Regions from separate parts of the Homo sapiens genome. Here region 1 is linked to region 2. Evidence: chromatin contacts called from ENCODE Hi-C data. All regions are on one chromosome and are shown on one strand. Each heading gives the region's core, a stretch centred on a gene start or an enhancer-like site at or near the end of the contact. The rest is flanking DNA. Distances are from core to core; before and after follow the strand shown.

What was found. Hi-C counts contacts between places; a loop is a spot of excess contacts on that map. Pooled maps may share reads with other maps.
Region 1: a loop to region 2 is called in a map of ascending aorta, with 3 times the contacts of the local background. The contact joins the promoter of CCN1 here to the enhancer-like site in region 2. A Hi-C loop is called at or near these places in 2 of 168 maps with a recorded cell type or tissue (ascending aorta and posterior vena cava) and 8 of 50 pooled maps.

Annotation. Positions count from the first base shown.
Region 1 is chr1:85,578,408-85,582,436 of GRCh38, forward strand. CCN1 (cellular communication network factor 1) reads left to right here and starts at 2,354. Exons shown (of 5, transcript NM_001554.5): 1 at 2,354-2,640; 2 at 2,958-3,171; 3 at 3,521-3,877; 4 at 4,009-4,029. The coding sequence starts at 2,578. RefSeq lists enhancers at 1,922-2,444, 2,175-2,224, 3,491-4,012 and silencers at 2,335-2,464, 2,895-2,954, 2,965-3,014, 3,025-3,074.
Region 2 is chr1:85,525,070-85,529,174 of GRCh38, forward strand. It overlaps a transcript of DDAH1 not described here. Among named protein-coding and RNA genes, the nearest start is that of CCN1, 54 kb to the right of the region's middle. Within about 2 kb of position 2,015, at least 6 of the 41 ENCODE cell types and tissues checked have a DNase peak (open chromatin) inside an H3K27ac peak, as active enhancers do; they include ascending aorta, where a contact is called at or near this core.

The DNA.
Region 1 (4,029 bases), core at 1,104-3,603, 54 kb after region 2:
TCTCTGGAATGGCGTGTGTTTGAACGCAGTGCGGCAGACTGGATCTCTGCCGTCCCCCATCCCCAACCTCCAATTAAGGTATATACGGCCAGTTGGATGATCCACTGTGCTTTTATTTTAAATCATGATGGACAGATTGCGTGAAAAACAAGGAATTCCAAAGAATTTCCTGCTCTGGGAAGAGAAGTTAAATCTATATTTAACAACATTTGAAGCTGTCAAGAATGCTTTGTGGTTGGATAACAGAGGCAGAAAAATGTTAAAAACGCAGGCTACTGCTATACCCAAATATGGAAATATTGTTACGTCTGGTGTCTGATTCACCATCTGGAAATACTTACAACCATGAAGTCAAATAGAAAAGACGCCACAACAGAAGCCAGGAACCCTCCTCTCCATTCTCTCTCTAGTTCAACCAGTACTGTCCCTGCACCCCTCCTCCCCCCTCCCGCCCCCCGTCACTTCATTAAGAAGGAAACAATAATGAAATGATAAGGCAGGAAAAACAGTGTTTTGTAAATAATAATTGATGTATTAACCTGTGTACGTGTTGGGCCCACACTTTCCTCACTGTATTTGCATAACACCTGACAATCCATTGTCTTGAAAAGTCTCCCACCCCTAACCCTCTAACAGAGCTTTAGAGATCCCACTCCCTCTAGCAAATGCTGCTTCCATTTATGAAAGGGCACTTTGGAATGAATGAAACTGAACTCCTTCCTGCAAGAATTCTCTTCACTGGAGTGTGTTTTCATCCTGACAGATTCTCATTGTGCTTATCAGGAAAGTCAGCATTAGCACTAAGGGCCTTTTCAAGCAAGACTGCTAAATTATGAAGTCTGAATAGCCTTAAACATTAAAAAGGATAAGTAGTTATCCTAGAGCATATGAGTCTTACATGATAATTTTTATTAAAATTATGCAAAAAGTTTTTGAAACTTGCAGGGAAAGTTTATCAATCACACTAATGGTATTGGTGATGTTCAAGTAAATTGTCTTGTGGTGGGGTCTTCTACTGAGTGTGTTGCAAGTAGAACGGGATCTTAAAATCTGCTGACATTTTTACTGCAAAATATTACATCCTAAATCTCTTTTCTGTACTTGGAGAGAAGGGCATTGCAATTCATTTAAAATGGGAGGCTTCCAGTGGTCCCTAGGAAAGGAGTTAAAAACCCCACAAAATGTCCAGCTTGAAGGAGTCTGCTTTTCCCAGAGATTCATAGGGCACAATGGTCCTGGAATCTGGTTTGGCCTTGCGGTCTTTGCAGGTGATGATTTCAGGCCACTCCACGGTGGTCTCCTGCACTTCTGGCTGGCTGCTTGGTTAGCATAGCCTCCTGCCCGCGGAGGGAGGCGGGAAGGGCTTACCCCGTCTCCTGCATCCGTGAGGAAGTATAAGTCAGCCTCCCGGAGAACTCCCCGCGTTCGTTTCCTCTCGGACTTCCAACCCAGGCAGTGGGCTGGAACTAAAGTGGGAACCTCCAAAAACAAACAAGTACAACATACCCAAAAGAGGGAAGGGCTGGAGGAGTGGGGGAGACCTCTGCCTGGGAATTTGCCAGACGATGGGCAAGTTTCCCCCCGCCCCACCCCCCCCCCGCCTTTTCATTCATAAATGCCACTGTGGGTATTAATTTGCAATTCACTGAACTTTGCTAATAAACATCATGCCAAAGCTTTGGGACTTGTTCCGAACACGCCTCTTTGAAGTCCACAAATATTCCTGACTCAGAGACACACTCCTCTTCCCCGTTCTACTCTTTCAACAGATAACTTGCCTCTCACCTTCGCTGTAAAAAAGCAAACAGCTCACTGCCTTCCCGGGTGAGGGCTTCAGTGGCTGCCCGGTCAACTCGCATCACCAAACAAAACGACTTTTGTTCCTCCCTCTCAGGTCCTCCCACCCACCCAGTCCAGGCAAAGTTCTGAACTGGCCCCCCTCGCCCCTCACGACCCTCCAACTACCATCACCACCATCACGCCCCAAAGAACCCTTCCCAACATAAGTCGTAATTTAAGGTGGAAAAAACGAACTGTTTTCTTGACGGGTCTGGGACACACACACACACACACACACACACACACACACCCCCCGAACTGTTTTCTTGACGGGTCTGGGAGACAGACACACACACAGACACACACACACACACACACACACACACACACACACACACACACACACACACACAAAGGTGCAATGGAGCCAGGGGAGGCGCTTGGCAGCAGCCCGCGCCAACCAGCATTCCTGAGATGTTTGAGAATTCTGGAACGCGCAGACAGAGCCGACGTCACTGCAACACGCGGCGCCTCCGCCGGCCCGTATAAAAGGCGGGCTCCGGGGCGCCTGGGCAGACCGCGAGCGAGAGCGCCCCCGAGCAGCGCCCGCGCCCTCCGCGCCTTCTCCGCCGGGACCTCGAGCGAAAGACGCCCGCCCGCCGCCCAGCCCTCGCCTCCCTGCCCACCGGGCCCACCGCGCCGCCACCCCGACCCCGCTGCGCACGGCCTGTCCGCTGCACACCAGCTTGTTGGCGTCTTCGTCGCCGCGCTCGCCCCGGGCTACTCCTGCGCGCCACAATGAGCTCCCGCATCGCCAGGGCGCTCGCCTTAGTCGTCACCCTTCTCCACTTGACCAGGCTGGTGAGTTGGACTCTCCTTTTGCCACCTATTCCCCGTCCGCTCTCCAGCCCCTTCCCCTGGTCCCAGATTGCCCACGGCAGGAAAAGTTAAAAAGTTCGCGATCGTTTGCGGGTAGCCGTTTCTTTAAGCACTCTCCCCCTCCCCCCGAAGACGTGTCGGGACCTCTTGGTGGGAGCAGCCTTCCGAGGTGGCCGGGCTGGACGAGATCAGAGGCTCCCCGTCGATAGGGTCGGAGACCCCCGTCCCTCACTGCGGCAGCCGCGGCGCCCCTCCTGCGCACCGCGCCGAGTCTCACGCGTATCTTCTCCCCCTTCCAGGCGCTCTCCACCTGCCCCGCTGCCTGCCACTGCCCCCTGGAGGCGCCCAAGTGCGCGCCGGGAGTCGGGCTGGTCCGGGACGGCTGCGGCTGCTGTAAGGTCTGCGCCAAGCAGCTCAACGAGGACTGCAGCAAAACGCAGCCCTGCGACCACACCAAGGGGCTGGAATGCAACTTCGGCGCCAGCTCCACCGCTCTGAAGGGGATCTGCAGAGGTAAGATGCTTGTGGTTTGGCCCCTTTAAAAAAAATACTAGTCCCCATAGTCCAGAAGTTTAGTAATTCTGAGACCATGTATGGTGATGCTTTGTTGTTGGTAGCTTGGCAGAAAGGCACATGATTTCAGCAGTCTGGAATGCAATTCAGTGTGTCTGGGCCCAACGAAAGCGCATACGGAAAAGTGATTCCTGACTAACTTATTGTTCTGGTCTGGAGTCTCCGGGGAATTGTAGGGAACTTTACCATAAATTGAATTTAACAGCAGAAAATATGTATGAGTTTCAGGCGGTGGTTTGGAATCTTAACTTTATCCCCTTCTACCTTTCTCTTTTGGTGATCTTTGCAGCTCAGTCAGAGGGCAGACCCTGTGAATATAACTCCAGAATCTACCAAAACGGGGAAAGTTTCCAGCCCAACTGTAAACATCAGTGCACATGTATTGATGGCGCCGTGGGCTGCATTCCTCTGTGTCCCCAAGAACTATCTCTCCCCAACTTGGGCTGTCCCAACCCTCGGCTGGTCAAAGTTACCGGGCAGTGCTGCGAGGAGTGGGTCTGTGACGAGGATAGTATCAAGGACCCCATGGAGGACCAGGACGGCCTCCTTGGCAAGGAGCTGGGATTCGATGCCTCCGAGGTGGAGTTGACGAGAAACAATGAATTGATTGCAGTTGGAAAAGGCAGCTCACTGAAGCGGCTCCCTGGTAAGTGGAGACTGAGCACTTCAGACACTGTACTGAGATGCATTTCTGGTCTAAATCTTTGTAGAAATGAGTGCTTGAGCCTGTTTGTGTCGGTATGCCTCTGAGAAGTCTTCCCTCTTATATGTCTCTAGTTTTTGGAATGGAGCCTCGCA
Region 2 (4,105 bases), core at 765-3,264:
AAATATAGTAGGTATGAAAACAAATGCAAAATCGGCCACCAAGAGAGAACATCACAGGCTATGGGCTGATGTAGAAATGCTGGAGATGCTGACTTTTTTTTCTTTATCGAATTGACTATTTGAGTGAAGCAACCAAAATAATAACTTGGAGTAGAGTGTGGATGCAGCTTAATTCTAATAAACTTGCCCTTAAATATAAAGAAAACCTTTCTTTCATAAGAATCCACTCGTACAGCATATGTATCTACATATTCTTCTCTCCCTACACATATCTGAACATGTTTCTAGCTAGCTGACTGTTGACACTTAACTCAGTTGATAGGACATGTCCTCTGGCTCATAGGAGAAACAGCAAAGGTTCAGTACATTTAAGTCTTTGAAGATTATGGGAACAAAAACTCAGTTTTAAGTGTCAGGGAATTGCTGTATGATTTTTACCACATCACTTAACTTCTAAGTTTTCTAATTATTGTATTGTACAACTGAAAGAATGATATTCACACACACACACACACACACTCCATACCCTTGAACACTGAGAGACAATAGACTGATCAGGAGGCTCTTACATCTGCAAGAAACAAAACTGGAGACTAGCAGGACACATAGCTTCTGAGTGATGGCGTAACAAGTTGCTATTTATACCCCATCTTCCATTCACCAATGTGAACTAGGGGTCTATCCCTGCAAGAGAGTAATTTTAGAGAATGAGCTTCCGGGTGAGCTCACAGGTTAACACTGCTTGTATCACCATCTTGAGTCAGCAGTGGATAATGCTGTGCAGAATAAACTAATTTTAGTCCTCTGCGGTATCCTTGTAAACACTTCATAGTGATTCTTTAAAAAGTCAGTGGGAACTTGCTATCTCTGCTTCATTTCCTACTCCCAATAATTTGCTAGGGTTATTTTTAGGTAACTGTGTCTTACAGGATTTGTTTAGGTGAGCTCCTCTGTTTCAGAATGGCCATGTGAAAATTCTGCCACAGATTTTGAAGTCAGAAGGCTGTCTGGTTAAATGGATCCAGAAAAATTACTAACAGATATGGTGACAAAGGACATGGAAATGTAAGTGTCCTGTATGTGCTACAGGAAAAAGTGCTGCCCATCTTTCCCTCATTTCAGCAACACTTTCAGTGAGCCCCAGCTCATGGAAAGAGAGACGAGGAGAGAAAAAGGCTTATTCCTGAAGCTAATAGCTTTCCTTCTCTCTCTAATACTATATGTTTGCAGTGACAATGATCCCTCAGCTTCTGAATCATCTCCTCATTCTGTGATGTACCCCTGGGTTCTGAGTTTCATTTCTTTGGCAGTCAGTCACATGCTGAATATAGAGCACCTCTAATTTGTTCAGTGTCTCATGGATCACTGAGAAAGAATAGGGCCTTATGACAAACTCCACTGGTCAGAGCGCCCGGATCTAGGTGTGTGATCACAGCCTTTAACACTTGACCAGGAACTCATATTTCATGGAGTGAGAATTGTGAGACCTTGCACTAGGGTTTTGTGATTCTGAGAAAGATGCTGGGTTTGGCTGTATTTATCAAGGAATGTGGATACCAAGAGAAGGGGCTGAGTTGGGAAGAAGGGGGTAAAGAGAATTCTAGGCAAATTAAACCTCTCAGCAACGAGTATCCCATAGGCCAGAAAGAGTGTGAAGGGATTCAGTCATATGTGAAAGAAGTTCTGTGGTTTTTGTCTTGTCTTTCTTGAAAACCTCTGGCCCTGGAATGTTTGATATCGATTTTCCCTGGTCTAAAAAGAGAATTAGAGAATTTCAAATGAAGTGTATGTGACACAAAGTGAGAAGAGAAGGAGGGAGGGAGAAAAGAGAGGCAGAATCGGAAATGTTAATAGGAAAAAGGAAGAAAATGGTGTGTCCTGTAATTACTTATATAAGAAAGGCAGCTAATAAGTGTTCCAGGGTAGAACTTCTATTTCTTGAATTCATTAAAAGTAATTTTGAGACTCCTGGATTGGTGGCAGTGGAGGCAAGACTTTGCTAAGGAGAACTTTGTTTAAATGTCTCTTTCCAAAGCAAATACACATCATACCAAGATATACAACCTATGTGTAGCTTCACTGTGCTGCTGGAAACTCTGCCTCACTAGGTGATTCTTCTTTACTGAGGATCCTGCTGTCCTCATCTACCCCTTGAAAAGCGAGTTTGATGGACTCTGGGTGAGTAAAGCAAGTCTTTCAGAGGAGAGGAGAGGCAGCACCATTGGCTGTCTGCCAGCGAAAGGCTTGTGCAGCGGTCTGGTCTCTGTGAACCATGCAGGCAGTGTTGCTGCAGGATCCTAAGAAACCAACCTTTTCAGGAACGTTGTGTAAAGGAATGTCTGGAATGTGTTTAGCCTTGAGAGTTTGCAAGAAGCCTTTATGGTTCATGATGAAGAATGGGAAAAGCAGTACTATAATGTTAGGCAAGACTGGTTCAGACCAGAGAGAGATGGAGGAAGAAATCATTAAAATGAAGGATAGGATTGTCTCTTTGCAACTATTAGATGCAGTTTCAGAATTTCCTTCTGGATTCTGTGCATCACACAGACTGTCTACTCTCATCCCAGGCTAATGAGAGGGTAGGTACTATATAAGTAGGTTATAAACTTTAAAATAAAAAAGCAACTCCCTGCAATTTTTTTTTCATATTGGTCTTTAGCTTAGAGTAGATGAATGAATGAACACTGTGAAAATATCAGCATAATTGCATCTTTTACTTTATATTATTAACAAATGCTATTCATGGAATCAGAAGTTCTATTTTGAATTACATTTTAAAGGTTTTAAATATATTTGAAGTTTTTAAAAATTCTATTTATGGGTAGATGTCTGTATGCATGTACGTATACACATATGGGAGTACATTTTGCCTCCATGCCTCTTTTCTTTATTAAACAAATTTGTAAATTTGTTAAAGCTGAAGGCATTGTTTTAACAAATGTTATTTAGTGTTTAAAATCATATTTATTGTGTAATATGGTTATTTACATTTTACCTTTATTTTGAACTCTTCATTTTAGGATTTCTTAAATTTTTTGTCTGCATTCCACAGTGAGTTAGTACACTCACATGTATATGTTTATATGTTATTTGTATACACATATAAATATGTGTGAATATATATGTGTATATGCATGTATATGTGTGTAAATGTATATAAAAAAAAATTTCACAAAACAAAATCTACCCTTACCAAGTGTGATGCATTCTGGTATTTCTATTCCATTCTATTACCTCATTTGTATAAAATTTATATTAATTTCCAGACTCACCAATGGGTCATGACCCGGAGTTTGGAAAATACTGCTTTACCAAGCCCTTTGCAAAATTTCATAATTGTATTAAAGTAAATAAAATATTATAGGGCAATAATATGGGTATGATTTTAAATGATTCAAGGAAATAAAAGGTTGCTAATAAAAGGACTCTATATTTTACTTACATTAGTTATGATAACTGTTGTTATATTATCATATTCTGAAGAATATTAACTTTTTAAAGAGGAAGACAGACATGCAATCCCTTCTTTGCTTTTTAAAGAACATTTTTTGCAACTTTTCAAACTTAAAAATTAAGCTACTTCCTTCCTTTAAGCTTCCTATACCCCATCCAATTTTTTTTAAAGAAAAGATAATGAGGCTCATGCCTGTAATCTCAGCACTTTTGGAGGCTGAGATGGGCGGATCACAAGGTCAGGAGTTTGAGACTAGCCTGACCAATACGGTGAAACCCCGTCTCTACTAAAAATACAAAAATTAGCTGGGCATGGTGGCACACGCCTGTAATTCCAGCTACTCAAGAGGCCGAGGCAGGAGAATCGCTTGAACCCCGGAGAGGGAGGTTGCAGTGAGCCGAGATTGCACCACTGGACTCCAGCCTGGGCAACAGAGCACAGAATTAAAAGTCTGGTTTTAGAACAAGCTCACTTGAGACTATTCTAAGAAGGCCATATGCAGCAGGAGGATGAATGCAGATTCAGGCTCTGGACACTTGATGGTTCCTTAAAATGGATGTGTAAATTTAACATTTAAGATAGGGTCGGATATTAATTACCAAAAAAAGGGTAATTATTTAAAGAAACTTTGTGGTGATTACATCTGTGAAA